Regions from separate parts of the Homo sapiens genome. Here region 2 is linked to region 1. The links are chromatin contacts, found by Hi-C or POLR2A ChIA-PET in ENCODE. All regions are on one chromosome and are shown on one strand. Each heading gives the region's core, a stretch centred on a gene start or an enhancer-like site at or near the end of the contact. The rest is flanking DNA. Distances are from core to core; before and after follow the strand shown. Region 1 overlaps LOC124904928 (a long non-coding RNA gene). Region 2 has its middle 47 kb from the start of PTPN1.

Region 1 (7,960 bases), core at 2,135-4,634:
CCCAGAGGCTGACTGGCTTATGGAGTGAGCGCAATCATTTCCTTTTGTGTGTGAATAAATGAAAGAATCTTGGACCTGACCGCTTCAGACCAAGGGGTTTAGCCCAGGTCTCTGGGACAATGAGGATTCTTAAGGATTTTTCACTGGGGATTGACAGAACCAATTGGTTTGGGAGAGATCACTGCAGCTTCTGAAAGAAGCCACCTGTCCCATGAGGGCATGTGCCATATGGAATACAGACAACTTGATATCAGTGCCCCCCTCCTCGGAGGGTGGGGGGAGGGGGGCGGGTGTTTCAGGAATTAAATCAGAAAATATTGGGATGAGGCTTAGCCCTGTCCTTGGCGCACAGGAAGTACTCAGCCAGTGGTCATGATCAGCATCAGCTGTAGCATGAACGGACCATGGAGACAGGTGGGCTTGCTGACATCCAGGTTCCCAGATTGGGCAGCTGCATGGAGGGGGTTGTGTGCCATGGGAATAAAGGAGGAGGGAGTTTGAGGTGGGGCTGAGGCTGAGGGTGCTGAGGTCAAAGCAGGAGAAAGATCTGGGAGTTCTGTGAGATGTTCAGGTGGCCTGCCCAGTTGGCAACTGGACTCAGGAGAGAGCCCACTAATGGATTTGGGGGTCTTTAGTGCCAACGTGGTGACTGAAAACTAGAGAATGGTTGGGATGGCCCAGAGACCACACATAGAGACAGAAGAGAAGAGCTGGCATGGAACGCTTAGGGCCCCACAGTGTTTGAAGGGAGAGAGAAGAGGAACCCATATATGAGACCAAAACAAAGTCAGAGAGATCGGAGGAACATCAGCAAACAGTGATGATAAGGAAGACAGTCGCCCATGTGACTGTGGTTCCTCCCACAAAAGGGATGGAGTGTATTTGCCCAGCCTTGACTTCAGTTCGGCCATGGGACTTGCTTTTGCCAATAGCATGAGATGAAAGTGACAGTGTGTCATTTTGAGACCAAGCTTTAAGATCTCTTGAATGTGGCTGGGCGTGGTGGCTCATGCCTGTAATCCCAGCACTTTGGGAGGCTGAGGCAGCGGGTCACAAGTCAGGAGTTTGATACCAGCCTGGCCAACATAGTGAAACCCCAGCTCTACTAAAAATATAAAACAATTGGGCGGGGCGCAGTGGCTCACATCTGTAATCCCAGCACTTTGGGAGGCTGAGGCAGGCAGATAACGAGGTCAGGAGTTCGAGACCAGCCTGGCCAACGTGGAGAAACCCCATCTCTACTAAAAATACAAAAAATTAGCTGGGTGTGGTGATGCACACCTGTAATCCCAGCTACTCAGGAGGCTGAGGCAGGAGAATCGCTTGAACCCAGGAGGCAGAGGCTGCAGTGAGCAGAGATCCGCGCCATTGCACTCCAGCCTGGGTGACAGAGCAAGACTCCATCTCAAAAAAAAAAAAAAAGAAGGAAGGAAGGAAGGAAAGGAAAGAAAGAAAGAAAGAAAGAAAGAAAGAAAGAAAGAAAGAAAGAAAGAAAGAAAGAAAGGGAAAGAAAAAGAAAGAAAGAGAGACAAAATAATTAGCTGAGCATGATGGCACACACCTGTAATCCCAGCTACTCGGGAGGCTGAGGCAGGAGAATTGCTTGAACCCAGGAGGCGAAGGTTGCAGTGAGTTGAGATCACGCCACTGCACTCCAGCCTGGGTGACAGAGTGAGACTGCATCTCAAAAAAAGAAAAAAAGAGATCTCTTGCATGTTTCCACGTGGCTGTTGTGCCTGTGCCCCCACTATCAGCAGCCATGCCCAGAATGGCCCATTGGTCCCAGGAAAAGGGCGAGGGACCCGTGAGGCAGAGCAGAGCCAGCCCAGCCAAGACAGCAGAACTCCAGCTGAACAGGAAATATATTAATGGGTCCAGCCAAGGTCCACCAACCTGCAGCCAACTCCCTATTCAAGAGAATAACAGGTTGGGGGTGGTTTCTCAGGCAGCATTCTTGTAGGCATAGGTGACTGATCCACGCTGTGAGATGGAAATGAAATCGCAGTGAGCTGAACTGAAAAGAGGATGGAACAGAAGAAGTTCCGGTGAATAGAGGTGGAGCAGACATTGTCAACTGCCCAACCACAGCTCTTTTCAACTCTCCTCCCTAGGTGGGAGAACACTTTTTTTTGAGGGGGCATCAGCACATGCCTTCAAGGAAGGGACCCCCTCCTGAAACTGAGGGGATAAAACAAGTCTCAGGATGGAAGCCCACACACTGAGGATGGTAGAATGCAAACAGAAAGAGAACACAGGTTTTGGAAGATGTCTTTCAGCCATTGTATCAACAATTCTTGAACTACTGGGGCAGACACTGCTCAGTGCCTGCCCAATGCCCTCGCTCCTTTTCTTCCTTGTTGACAGAACCCTGACTTTATTGGGATGGCAATGAGCCAGCAAAACGCACTCACTCCCCTAGACTGCCTTGCAGCCAGGAATGGCCACGTGATCCAGCATGACCAATGATATGAAAGCCAAATTTTCCCAGTGGGGCCCCCAGAAGAGCTTTCTGAAAAGAGACAAACATGGTGGACACACTGCTCTGCCCTTGTCCCCTCTTCCAGCCTGTAATGTGGACATGAGCTGAGGGTGGAATGGTCATGCTGCAATTATGGCCAACCATGAGGACAGAAGCCACATGTTCGAGATGGCTAAGCAAAAACTGGGAAAGTGACCAGGTGCGGCGGCTCATGCCTGTAATCCCAGCACTTTGGGAGGCTGAGACGGGCAGATCACTTGAGGTCAGGAGTTCAAGACCAGCCTCGCCAACATGGCAAAACCACGTCTCTACCAAAAATACAAAACTTAGCCAGGCGTGGTGGCGGGCGCCTGTACTCTCAACTACTCGGGAGGCTGAGGCAGGAGAATTGCTTGAGCACAGGAGGCAGAGGTTGCAGTGAGCCAAGATCACACCATTGCCCTCCAGCCTGGGCGATAGAGTGAGACTCTGTCTCAAAACAATAACAACAACAACAACAAAACTGGGAAAGAACCTGAACCCCTGGTAGCACCCCTGAGTCACCCCATCAGCTCTGGATGCCTCTGGATTTCTTGTAGCAGGGGACAATATAAATAAATGCTGCCAGGGGTCAGGGTCTGTGTTCCTCGAAGCTGAATGCATGCCTGTCAGAGCCGCCATGCCATCTCTGGGTTTTCTGAATGTACAGGAAGACACACTTCCTTAATGATAAAGTCATTTGAGTTGAGTTTCCCTGCCCCTTGCAGTTGCATGTGTCCCAGGGAATACCTGGGTTTTGTAGTGAGCTGACTTCTAACAAACTGAGATATGCCTGATTCTAGACTTGAGTGAAATGGGGAAAAGGGAACACTTTTGCCATTCCTGGAACACCCGCTGGTGAGACAGAGGCCACATGATTTCCTGTGCACGTTTCTGCCACGATCGTTCTAGTCCTTAGCTAAGGACTCAGGGTCTACTTCCACTTTTGATATCTGTGTACTAATCACCTTCAGGTAGGTTTTTCTCCCTGGAGGAAGAAGCCAAGGTTCAAGGAGGAAAATTTACTATCCAAGGCACGCAGCCAAAGCTAGACTGAAACCCAGGTCAGCCTGATGCTGAGACGATCCTTTTTTTCTCCTTTCTGGGTTCCTGTCTCCTCATCGGTAGAATGAAGAGATTATTCAAGATCAAAGTTTTTCAAAAATTTCGTTTCAAAGCAGGCAAAACCCTTTTACAACTGAACCTTTACTTGTCCAACCTATAAAAAAAAGATGAAAGAGAAACATCTCTGAGTAAGGAGGGTCAGGCTGCCTGCAGCTCCACCCCAAGCCCCATGGCCTACAGGCACCTTGCTGGAATCCTGGGATTTGGGGGAACTTTCAGGAAACGCCAGCCTAGATTATCTCAGGGCCTTTCGAAAAGTCTCTGATTTTTCAAATATTGCTAAAATGTTGCACAGAAGACAGGCACGCACATGGCAAAACAAAAACAAAAACAGAAGCCACAAGTTTTCCTTTCAACAGTGCAAACGGACAGGCAAAATATCATCCTTCCTCCCATCTCTGACTTGCCATTTTTACCACGCGAAAGTCAGGAAACCTGAGCATCTACCAGCAAATAGGTAAACACATTCCTCACTCTCTCCTTAAGACACACACAGACACACACACACAGACACACAGAGACACACACACACAGACACACAGACACACACACACAGAGACACACACACAAACACACACACGCACACACAGACACACACACACACACACACACAGACACACACCCACACACACTTTGTAGCATTCTATAATCACTGTTTTTCATCTCATTTTTCTAGGCTAATATTACATCTTGGCTGTTGTTTCAAATCAGTACAGCGATATCTGCTTTATTCACTTCAGTCTCAGCACAGGATTGAAATACTCTTTAATTCATGCAGCTACGAAGGCCCCTAATCTTGGATATTCACATTGTTTGGAGGCTTTTGTTATGTCAAAGGATGCTGCAATGAAGGTCCTTATATAATGCATCTAGGTGTACATGTGTTGATTTAGATCCTTCCTTCCTTCCTTCCTCCCTCCCTCCCCTCCCTCCCTCCCTCCCTCCTTCCTTCCTTCCTTCCTTCCCTCCTTCCTCCCTCTTTCTCTCTCGTTCTTTTTCTTCTTGCTTATTTTCATTTTCAAATTTTTATTCCACGAACATGTACCATTTGTATAATAATTAAAAGGGTATGTTTACAGACCCAGGACTCAAACTTCAGCCAAGTTAGATAAACAGCCCCACGCATAAGCACAATTCAGAAAGAAAAAAATCCAGCCCCTGCTGCTGAGGCCTGTTTGGCCGGGAGGTGGCATCGCTGGAGAATCTCATGCCAAGATCCAGCCCCTGCCTGTTGCGATCATCCTGGAGAGCAGGGCCTGGGTTCCAGTCCTGGCTGAGCCACGAACTTCCTGGGTGACCCAGGTAAATCACTGTGCTAAGTATGGTACCTTCTCTGGGGAGGTTGATGTTATTATTCCCACTTCCCAGATGAAGAATATTAAAGACTGAGAAATGAAGCACTTGCTAATCTCTCCTACATCAATCAAGAAGTCATCCGGCCTAGAAATGCACCCTGAGTCTTCCCTACCTCCCCGGCAAATATCACCTCACCCACGAGGATTGCCAGCTCTGCCCTCACAATAGAGCTTCTCCCTTACCAAATCCTCAGCATGGCCTTCGAGGCCCTCTGTGGTCTGCACCCCCACCTCTCCAGCTTCACCCACGTCCCCATCCCTGCACTGCACTCTTCCCTGGCTCTCTCTGCACCAGAGCGCCAGGCTCATCCCACTGCAGGGCCTTTGCATTCGCTGCGCCCTTTGCTTAGATGCCTTTCCTTCCCAGCAGGCCCAGGACTAGGTTGGGGCAAGTGAGATCCCCAGGGTGAAGCTTTCAGGAGGCTCTCACTCTCAAATGCCAACCTGCGCGTGGCTGAGACTGAGAGCAAGCGCCTCCTTCTATCCTGCATGCGAGGCACCTCCTGAGCCCCTCCCTCATTAGGGCTGGCTTCCTGGATCCGGCTCTTCTCATGACTGGGGTCTTTGCTTAAATGACCCCTCCGCACAGAGAGTTCTCCCTGACTGTCTCAAACGGGCAGCCCTGCTGTTCTCAAACCTACCGCACTGTCTTATTTTCTTCATTGCCCTAATTTCAGAATTTGTGTTTTGTGCCCATCTCTGCCTACTAGATTAAAAGTTCTATGAGGGCAGCGACTGTGTCTGCCTCGTTCTCAGATATTTCCCCACTGCCCAGCACAGGGCCAGCACTCAGGAGACAGTCAATACCTGGAGTGAATGAATGAATGAATGAATGGGCTAGTCAGTGTCAGAGCTAAGGTTTGAACCCAGGTTTGCCTGCCTCCAAAGTCAGTCATCCCGGCCATGACCGAGAAAGGCGAGAGTGGGATCTGATCACGCAGGGGACCTGGGACTATGGCTGGTGTCCCTGCCTGTCCTGCTGGGAACCCTGCATCGCAAGGACAGGTTTTCTGAGGAAGCTTCTAGGAAGGGAGGGGTTTGGCCCCAGTCACCAGGGACTTCTCCGAGCCTCAGGCCTTCGGTGGGGCCAGCTGTGGCCCCCCTTCTCCGTTCTAGTTTTTATTTTTAGCGTCAAGTTTTTGGGCACAGTAGACTCTCCTTAGGAAAAGTCCAACGAGAGGACAAGGGAGGCGGTTTTGAAATCCGGTGGGAAAGTAGGTCAGGCTGGGTTGCTGGCCGGACTCCAGACGATAAGGCCTGTGTGGAAGTTTAATAACGTGAGCGGCCATATCCATGACATAATTCATAACTGAGAGGAAATAGCAATTAAGGGGCAATTGTGCAACGCGAGACAAGCCTCCTTCACAGCTCATAAAAGCAGGAGGAGGAAGAGACGACGCTGTCATTCCGGGGCCGCTGGGGGCCTGGCTGGCGGCCTGTGGGGATCTGGGGATAAGTCAGTCTGTACCTTGGGGGGTTTGCACTCATCTTTCCTCGCCCCCTCAGGACCCAGGGAGCTGGGAGGATGTAGAAGCAGACCGAGCGCCTACTACGTGCCTGGCTCAGGGTCGGGCTGGGGTACGAGTGTAAAAACGCCGGGTGTTTCGCTGCGGCTGGGAGGTTTGGATGCAGCTGCGCTATTTTGGCGTTGCCTTGTCAAAACGGAAAATTGCTTTGATTATCAAGTGAACTGTACCCCAGACACCCGGATCCTTAGTCCATCTCCCCTGCCCCCACCCTTCAGCGACTGTGGACTTTCAATTTCTCTTGTATTCGTTTTTCTGTGTGGTGGTTCCACAAGCACCATTTGCTTTTATCATTAGTTTTTAAAAAGCTACTAAATCCACACTGGCCCCTTCTCTGTTCCTTGAACTGGCCAAGTGTGTGCTGTCGCCGGCCCTTTGCGCTTGCCGTGGCCTCTGCCTGGGGGTTGCTTTGCTTTTCCGCTAGAGATCCATGTGGCTTGGCCCTCACCTCCTTCAGGTCTTCACCCAAACGCCTGCTTCCCTTGGAGCCCCAACTGACCAGTCTTTTTAAAACTGCAAACCCACCTGGCGTTCTGGATCTACTGTTCCTGCTTTATTTTTATCTACAGCACTTACCACCAATTAACCCTCTCCACAGGCTGTTCACTTATTTTGTCGTCTGCTTGTTCCCACCAGCGCCACCAGCAAAGGAATTTTTGTCCGTCTTGTTCTTGGCTGCATCCCCAGCACCAGAAACTGTGCCTGGGGCATAGTAGGTGCTCAGTGAATATTGGTGAATGAATGAATGAATGAATGTTTGCCATTGTAACTGACGGCCCATGAGATTATAATATGTTGACTTTGTTATTATAAAGCTCACCATTCACTGTTTGCTTTGGGGATGGCCTGAGAATGACTCAAGGTCAAGCCTTCTTGGATGCTGCTGGTGGGAGCAGAAGTTGGAGTGACCAGGGCTGGCTCAGCTGGCTTGGGTATTTGCAGCTGACACCTGTTCTGACTGGTCAGGGATCAACTTGGATATCACCGCTCCCCTCTGCCCTTTCTAAAGAGCTCCTTGGCCATTTCTGTCAAAATTTTAAACACATCCACCAGCTGACCCCACCTGTTCATAAGCATTTTCGTGCAAAGGAGCAAAGCTCTGTATGCAAAAGGGGTTTCTTGGCTGGGCACGGTGGCTCACACCTGTAATCCCAGCACTTTGGGAGGCCCAGGCGGGTGGATCACCTGAGTTCAGGAGTTCAAGACCAGCCTGGCCAACATGGTGAAACCCCGTCTCTACTAAAAAAAAAATACAAAAATTATCGGGGCGTGGTGTTGCGCGTGTGTAATCCCAGCTTCCCGGGAGGCTGAGGCAGGAGAATTGCTTGAAGCCGGGATGCAGAGGTTGCAGTGAGCCAAGGTCGCACCACTGTGCTCCAGCCTGGGCAACAGAGCAAGACTCCATCTCAAAAAATAAAATTTAAAAAAGGGGAGGGGTTCTTGCAGAACTCTTCACA
Region 2 (7,960 bases), core at 1,518-4,017, 82 kb before region 1:
AGCTGGGATTGCAGGCACCTGCCACCATGCCTGGCTAATTTTTTTGTATTTTTAGTAGAGACAGGGTTTCACCATGTTGATCAGGCTGGTTTTGAACTCCTGACCTCAAGTGATCTGCCAGCCTCAGCCTCCCAAAGTGCTGGGATTATAGGCATGAGCTACCGCGCCCAGCTGAAAGAGAAGTGTTTCAGCTGGACTTGAAGCTCGTGCAGCATGGGCCTGGAGCCGTTGTTGTCTACCTTTTGCCATCATGTACTCATTCCTTCATTCAGCAAATACTTACTGAGCACCTATTATGTGCCAGGCAGTGTTCTAGGCACTGGGCTATAAAGTGGAAAACAAAACAAAACAAAACAAAACCCACAAAATCCTTGCCTTTAAGGAGGGAGTTGACGTTCTAATGGGGACAGGGATACAGAAAATAAACACATAAATGTGAAATATGGTCAAAAGATGATAGGTGATACGGAGCAAAAAACAAAACAAAACAACAGCAAAGGCTGGGTGTGATGGCTCATGCCTGTAATCCCAGCACTTTGGGAGGCTGAGGCGGGGGGATGACTTGAGGTCAGGAATTCAAGACCAGCCTGACCAACATGGTACAATCCCATGTCTACTAAAAATACAAAAAATTAGCTGGGCATGGTGGCAGACTCCTGTAATCGCAGCTACTCTGGAGGCTGAGGCAGAGGAATTGCTTGAACCCAGGAGGTGGAACTTGCCGTGAGCTGAGATCGTGCCACTGCACTCCAGCCTGGGCTACAGAGCGAGACTCTGTCTCAAAAAACCAACCAAACAAAAAACAAACAACAACAATAACAGCAGCAAAAACCAAACAGGATAAGGAGGGCAGGAGTATGCAGGGGCTATGACATGTTGTCCAGGCTGGTCTCAAACTCCTGACCTCGGGTAATCCATCCGCCTTGGCCTCCCAAAGTGCTGGGATTGCAGGCGAGAGCCACTGCATCAGGCCAGTATATTTATTTATTTATTTATTATTATTTTAGACAGAGGCTCGCTCTGTTGCCCAGGCTGGAGTGCAGTGGCACAATCTCAACTCATCACTGCAACCTCCGCCTCCTGAGTTCAAGCTATCCTCCCACCTCATCCTCCCTAGTAGCTGGGACTACAAGCGTGCACCATCATGCCTGGCTAATTTTTTTTTTTTTTTAGTAGAGATGGGTTTCACCATGTTGGCCAGACTGGTCTCAAACTCCTGACCTCAAGTAATCTACCCGCCTCGGCCTCCCAAAGTGCTAGGATTACAGGCGTGAGCCACTGCACCAGGCCAGTTTATTTATTTATTTATTATTTTTTGAGACAGAGTCTTGCTCTGTCACCCAGGCTGGAGTGCAGTGGCACAATCTCGGCTCACTACAGCCTCCGCCTCCTGGGTTCAAGCGATTCTCCTGTCTCAGCCTCCTGAGTAGCTGGGAGTACAAGCGCGTGCCATCACACCCAGCTAATTTTTGTATTTTTAGTAGAGACAGGGTTTCACCATATTGGCCAAGATGGTCTTGAACTCCTGACCTCGTGATCCACCCACCTCAGCCTCCCAAAGTGCTGGGATTACAAGCGTGAGCCACTGCACCCGGCCCAGTATATTTATTTTTAAAGGAAACTTAATAACTCTACTGCATCAGCCAACTCGAGCTATGTTTTACTGCAATAACAAACAGCCCCAGCATCTCAGGAGCTTGTTAATGACAAAGGTCGATTTCTTATTCATATTGAGAATATGAATCCTCAGTTATTTTCTCATTACTTGTTGGTTGTGGGTCACTGCAGCTCTGGGCCGTATGTCATCTTTACTCTGATCCAGGTTAAAGGTGCAGCCCATTCCTGGGGCAGGCCATTCTCACAGCAGAGATAAACCACATGACAAAGCCGCTTCTCGAAAGCTTAGCTCACACTCTGTTGCCCAAAGGAAGTCACACAGCCAAGCCTGACTTCAGCCGGGAGGGTCACCAGGGAATTGCCAATGGGATAAATACTTTGACAATAATACAATCTACCACATCTACTGTAAAGGGAAAACCAGCACCACTTGCTCTCAATAGAAGGTGACCACAAAAAGTAAATATTATGAAAACATGTAACTTTATTAAATTCTAGCCAAATAATTTTGCCTTCTGAAGGCACTAAGTCTGAGGCCCACTCTCAAACAGAAAGTTCGGAAGGGAGGCAGGTAAGTGTTAGAAAGGCGTTAATGTCATGTTCCTATCAAACTGAGACTGCCGCCTAGATGCCATCAGAATGATTGACAGAGAATGAAATGTTATTTGATACTGGGGTGCTGTGCCCACCAAGATCTCCCCACGAATCCCACTGGTATTTGTTCTATACTTTGGAAGACCCAGCTTCAGAATCGCTCTAGGGGAGTAGAGAAGGAAACTCAGTGTCTGAGGGAGGGATGATAATGACAGCCACCTGTTAGGGGTGCCGCTATGTTGCACAGTTTCATGAATGGGGCCCCTGAAGTTGTGCAACATGGCGGTCCTGGAGAGAATCTCTGCGGGTTACCTCATTTAATTCCCACCTCCGCTCTGCCAGGTAGGCAGGATTACCTCCATTTCGCAGCTGAAAAAACTCAGATTCAGGGAAGTTCAGTGCCTGGCTCAGGACCGCAGCTGGAGGGGTCGGGGAGAGGCTCTAACCCTCCGGCTTGAAGGTGTAGTTTCAGACTTGGCCACTTGGTGTCACTCTCTCCAAACTGTCGGAAGAACCTCTGAGCTGGCCGGTTTGTGGGGGACTCCGGGCCCAGCTAGTTGCACACTGATCCCCAGTCCGGCAAAGCGGCCCCTCCTGTCCTCCCTCCGCCCTGTCACCCTTGCGGGGTGCAGAATTTCTGCCTGTTCCCTGTTTGAACTGGGTCTCTGAGTACGCCTGAGCCAAGTACTTCACAGGCATGATCTCACTCGAGCCTGCCAGCAGCAATGTGGTCTCAGACTACAGATGAGGAAACTGAGGCCAACGGCGTAGGAGCAACTTGCCCAGCTAGTAAGTGGCAGTCAGAGTTTGAACTCAGGTCTGAGTTAGAAGCTTGGCGTTTTGATGCCCAGAAAGTGCATGGTAGGACAGTTGTATTAATTCTCGATTTTTCATAGAATATATTTCCAACCCACTCCTCAGTCTCTGTAATGTCCTTGGCAATGAAAATAATCTGCCTGTTTAGAGAAGTGTATGTGTTTTTGGTCTTTTCTTTTTTTCATGTAGAAGTTAGTTTTCCCCTGACTACCAAGAGAACACTGAGGTGTTTACTTACTTAATTTTTAAAAAAATTATCTGAATATACCTTGATAATTATTTATTTTATTTTATTTTATTTTATTTTAAGACGGAGTCTCGCTCTGTTGCCCAGGCTGGAGTGCAGTGGTGTGATCTGGGCTCACTGTAACCTCTGCCTCCCAGGTTCAAGTGATTCTCCTGCCTCAGCCTTCTGAGTAGCTGGGACTACAGGTGAGCACCACCACACCCAGCTAATTTTTTTTTTTTTTTGTATTTTTAGTAAAGACGCGGTTTCACTATGTTGCCCAGGCTGGTCTCAAACTCCTGGGCTCAAATGATCCTCCTGCCTCGGCCTCCTAGAGTGCTAGGATTTACAGGCATGGGCCACCACACCCGGCTGGTAATTATTTTTTTAAATTAGAAAATCTAAGTAAAAAGAACAAAATATAGCCAGAAGTGGTGGTGCATGCCTGTGGTCCCAGCTACTTGGGAGGCTGAAGCTGGAGGATCACTTGAGCCTAGAAGATCAAGGCTGCAGGGTGCTATGATTATGCCACTGTACTCTAGCCTAGGTGACAAAGTGAGACCCTGTCTCTGTATTTTTTAAAAAGAACAGACCGGGCACAGTGGCTCACACCTGTAATCCTAGCACTTTGGGAAGCTGAAACAGAGGGATCGTTTGAGCCCAGGAGTTCAAAACCAGCTTGGGCAACTTAGTGAGACTTCGTCTTTACAAAAAAAAATTTAATTAAAAATAAAAAATCAGCCAGGCATGGTGGCAAGTGCCTATAGTCCCAGCCACTCAGGAGGCTAAGCTGGGAGGATCACTTAAGCCCAGGAGGCAGAGGTTTCAATGAGTGGTGATCGCATCACTGCACTCCAGCCTGGGTGATAGAGCAAGATCTTGTCTCAAAATAAATAATTGATTAGAGAAATAATAAAAAAAGAACAAAATAAAAGTCGCTTCTAATTCACATCAGCCACCCAGAGATAAGTGCTATTGACACGTTGGAGCATATCCTTCAAGGCATTTTTCTCTCTGTCATCTATCAATGCATTAAAAAGTTCCATTTTTAAAAACTAACAAGGGATTGTATTCATATGCAAAAATTCAAAAGATACCAAAAGATTTACAGTGGGTCTTCTCCCTCTAATCCTTAACCCCCATCCCCAGCTTTAAAACTCCAAGCTTCCCTCCCCAGAATCCATTCTGGTTATCATTTCTTGGGGATCATTACAGAGACATCCAGAACACAGATAAGCAAATATGTGCGTGGATTCCTGTACTCATTTCTCTAAATAGAAGCACACCACACACCCTGTTCTGCACTGGGATTTTGTTTTTTTCAACTTAGCAATGTACCTTGGCAGATCTTTCCAGATCAGCACTAGGAGAGCATTCTTTGCACATTCCATTGTCTGAATATAATAATTTATCTAACAAGTTTTCTGGTGATAGTCACGGAGGTATTTCCAGGGTTTTTCTGCAACAAACAATGCTGCAATTAGTATCCCTTTCACAGAAGTCTTTCCATGTATTCAGAGCTATTTCTGATGGATACATTCTTAGCAACTGAATCGCCCAGTCATAGGGCAGGTGCGTTTAAACATTTTGACGCTGGTTGTCTAAATGCTCTCTAAGGTTGTACCTACCAATCGTCATTTGCACCGGCAACCTCCGTGAGCTCTGGTTTCCCCACGTCCTAGCCAAGGCCAAGTATGATTGGACTTCTTGATCTTGGCCTTGCCGATAGGGGAAAAAGGTGTTCACCATAGTTCTAATCTACATATTCATTGTTTATATGTTAGATTGGACATTTAAAAAATACGTTCAAAGACTGTTTATATTTCTTTTCTGGTGGCAAAGCATTCAAATTGTTAGTCTATTTTTCTCTTGGATAATTGTCTTTTTGTTGATCTGCTAGGGATTTTTATATACTAAGAAAATGAGGTATTTGTTTCTCATACATGTTATGAAAGTACATATTTTTAAAATATAGATATATCAGGCCGGGTGCAGTGGCTCACACCTGTAATCCAAGTACTTTAGGAGGCCAAGGTTGGAGGATCACTTGAGTCCAGGAGTTTGAAACCAGTCTGGGCAACATGGTAAAACCCTGTCTCTACTAAATATGATGGCAGGTGCCTGTAGTCCCAACTACTTGGAAGGTTGAGGTGGGAGGATTGCTTGAGCTTAGGAGGTGGAGGCTGCAGTGAGTCGTGTTCACTCCAGGCTGGTTAACAACCAAGATTCTCTCTCTCTCTCTGCGCGCGCGCGCGCACACACACACACACACACACACACACACACACACACACACACACACAGATAGAGTGTTTGTATACAATGTTTCTGAGGCCTGTGGTCATTTGATAATATATTGTGCATCCTTTCCCATATCTGTATTTCTTTGCAGCAAAATTATTTGTTGATAGTCAGTGAAAAAAATCACTCTGAGTACACTGGAAATTCATCAAACACAAGTGGCTATGAATTGCTATGAACACAGCAATAACAAGTATCCGAGAGGAGGCTTGTGAAGCATCTCGTATGTTTCATCTGTTTATGCACTTAATTTAATCCTAAGCATCTCGTATGTTTCATCTGTTTATGCACTTAATTTAATCCTAAGCATCTCGTATGTTTCATCTGTTTATGCACTTAATTTAATCCTCCCAACGAAACTGTGACATAAATAACATCATCCCCATTCCAGATGAGGAAACTGAGGCCCAGGAGAGTCATGGGATGTGTCCAAGGCCTCCCAGATGGTCAGTGGAAGATCTGAGATTCAAACCTATGTCAATTTGTCTTTGAAACATTGGCTACCGCCTTCCATGACCTTAAATTCCCACATTCCCAACTAGTCTGGATTAAACACCCGGAAGGTACGTCCTCATCCTCCCCTCCCACCACCCTGGGCTGGGAAGAGTCATGTAGTTTAGGGCTGGGCCACCAGGAGGCGCTAGGGACAGACACATTTCTTGCCTGTTGTATGGGGCTGGGAGCAGGCTGGGGCCAGGCACCCTGGGACGGGGCACTACTTGGGGCCTGATGATCCTGAGGGCTGAGGTGGCTCAGGCCAGAGGGAATGGCTCCTGCCACGTCTAGAGGGAATCACCTCTGGCAGCCTTCAGGGACTCCTAGATATCTGGCCATAGCTCAGCCCCTCTGGGGACTTGGACTCCTGTAGATCCGGGTTCCTCAGCCTCAGCACGTAGTACACGGGGCGGAGTACACGGGGCAGCAGAATCTTTTGCTGATCTGTCCTGAGCCTTGCAGGCTGTTCACAGTCTCCCTGGCCTCTACCCATAAGATGTTGGTAGCCCCTCCCCACCCAAGTTGTGACAACCCCAGATGTCTCTAGACATTGCCAAATGTCCCCTGGGGGGCACAGTTGACCTTGGTTGAGAACCGCTGCTGTGGACGCTCAGGGTAGGCAGATCACACACATGACGGGAGCCAGCCCTGTGTAAGATAATAGCAGCTCACACCTAGAGAGCCCCACGGAGAGAAAATCATTGACACTCTATGAGGTGGGGACTGACACCACCTCTGCTTTACACATGAGGAAACTGAGGCCAGAAACGTTCAGTGACTTGCACGAGGCCACACAGCCGGTATGTAGCACAGCCGGGGGTTGAACCCAGGCCATCAGGCTCTAGCATCTGTGCCCCTAACCACTCAGGCAAGATGCATTGCTGGTCCATCGAATCCACAGGAGTGTTCTCCATGGCCACAAAGAAATACTTCTCTCCCAATTTCCTCTTTACCTAAGTTCATTTTCCACTTTTGACCAAGAGCCACCTGTAAGAGATTTTTCATTTTCCTTGTAATGGTACTGAGAAAAACACCAGCCCAAACTGCCATGATAAATGGCAGTGGACACAACCCCAATAGCAGGACTGCATTGTGGAGCAGTGGGGACCGTGAGCACTCAGAGGCTCAGCCCCGTCAGTCCTGGTATATTATTTCCTGGTATGGGTGCCGGCCCAATTTTGCAGGAGAAATCAGAAATCTAGATTTTTAATGTGAAATTTCCTAATTTTAAAATAATGACAATTCAAAAAATTAAAAACCCTGTGAAGATCAAACAAAATATGTCTGCAGCCCAATTTACCCTGATAACTGCCAGTTTGCAATCTTTCCAAAGGGCACATTCAATGTCCAGGAACAAACCCTGAAAGGTGAAACCCTCTTAGTGCCCTCTGCCTTTCATCATTATTTATTTAGTTAGTTCTTTTTGTATTCAGTCACCCATTTATTTTATGCATGCATTCCACCCACCCAGTCATCCACTAATTCATTAATTTGCCCATCTGTTCATTCATCCCTCCATCCATCATCCATCCTTCACCCACCCAACCATCCATCCATTCATCCATCCACCCATCTATCTGTTCATCCATCTCTCCAGCCATCATCTATCTCTCATCCATCCATCCATCCATCCTTCCTTCCATCCATCCATCCATCCTTCCATCCATCTGTTCATCCTTCCATCCATCCACCGACCCATCCATTCATCCACCCATCCATCCATTCATCCATCCCTCCATCCATCATCCATCTCTCACCCATCCATCCATCCTTCCATCCACCCACCCATCCATCCATTCATCCATCCCTCCACTCATTATCCATCTCTCACCCATCCATCCATCCATCCATCCTTCCATCCATCCATCCACCCATTTATCATCCACTCACCCATTCATCCATCCATCCATC

The links. A loop is a pair of places that touch in the nucleus more often than their neighbours do. ChIA-PET counts read pairs that join two places held with the same protein, here RNA polymerase II (POLR2A). Pooled maps may share reads with other maps.
Region 2: a map of MCF 10A shows a loop between it and region 1 (5-fold over the local background). The contact joins two enhancer-like sites. A Hi-C loop is called at or near these places in 35 of 168 maps with a recorded cell type or tissue (CD14-positive monocyte, Caco-2, GM12878 and 26 more), 5 of 37 single-sample maps with no recorded cell type and 32 of 50 pooled maps. POLR2A ChIA-PET finds 5 or more read pairs at or near these places in 8 of 52 experiments (A673, GM12878, HepG2 and 4 more).

The regions. Positions count from the first base shown.
Region 1 is chr20:50,377,740-50,385,699 of GRCh38, reverse strand. LOC124904928 (a long non-coding RNA gene) reads left to right here. Exons shown (of 2, transcript XR_007067641.1): 2 at 1-74. Among named protein-coding and RNA genes, the nearest start is that of LINC01271, 60 kb to the right of the region's middle. RefSeq lists a silencer at 6,204-6,632. Within about 2 kb of position 3,384, at least 12 of the 41 ENCODE cell types and tissues checked have a DNase peak (open chromatin) inside an H3K27ac peak, as active enhancers do.
Region 2 is chr20:50,459,163-50,467,122 of GRCh38, reverse strand. No RefSeq gene overlaps it. Among named protein-coding and RNA genes, the nearest start is that of PTPN1, 47 kb to the left of the region's middle. RefSeq lists a silencer at 6,101-6,220 and an enhancer at 6,432-6,932. Within about 2 kb of position 2,767, at least 2 of the 41 ENCODE cell types and tissues checked have a DNase peak (open chromatin) inside an H3K27ac peak, as active enhancers do.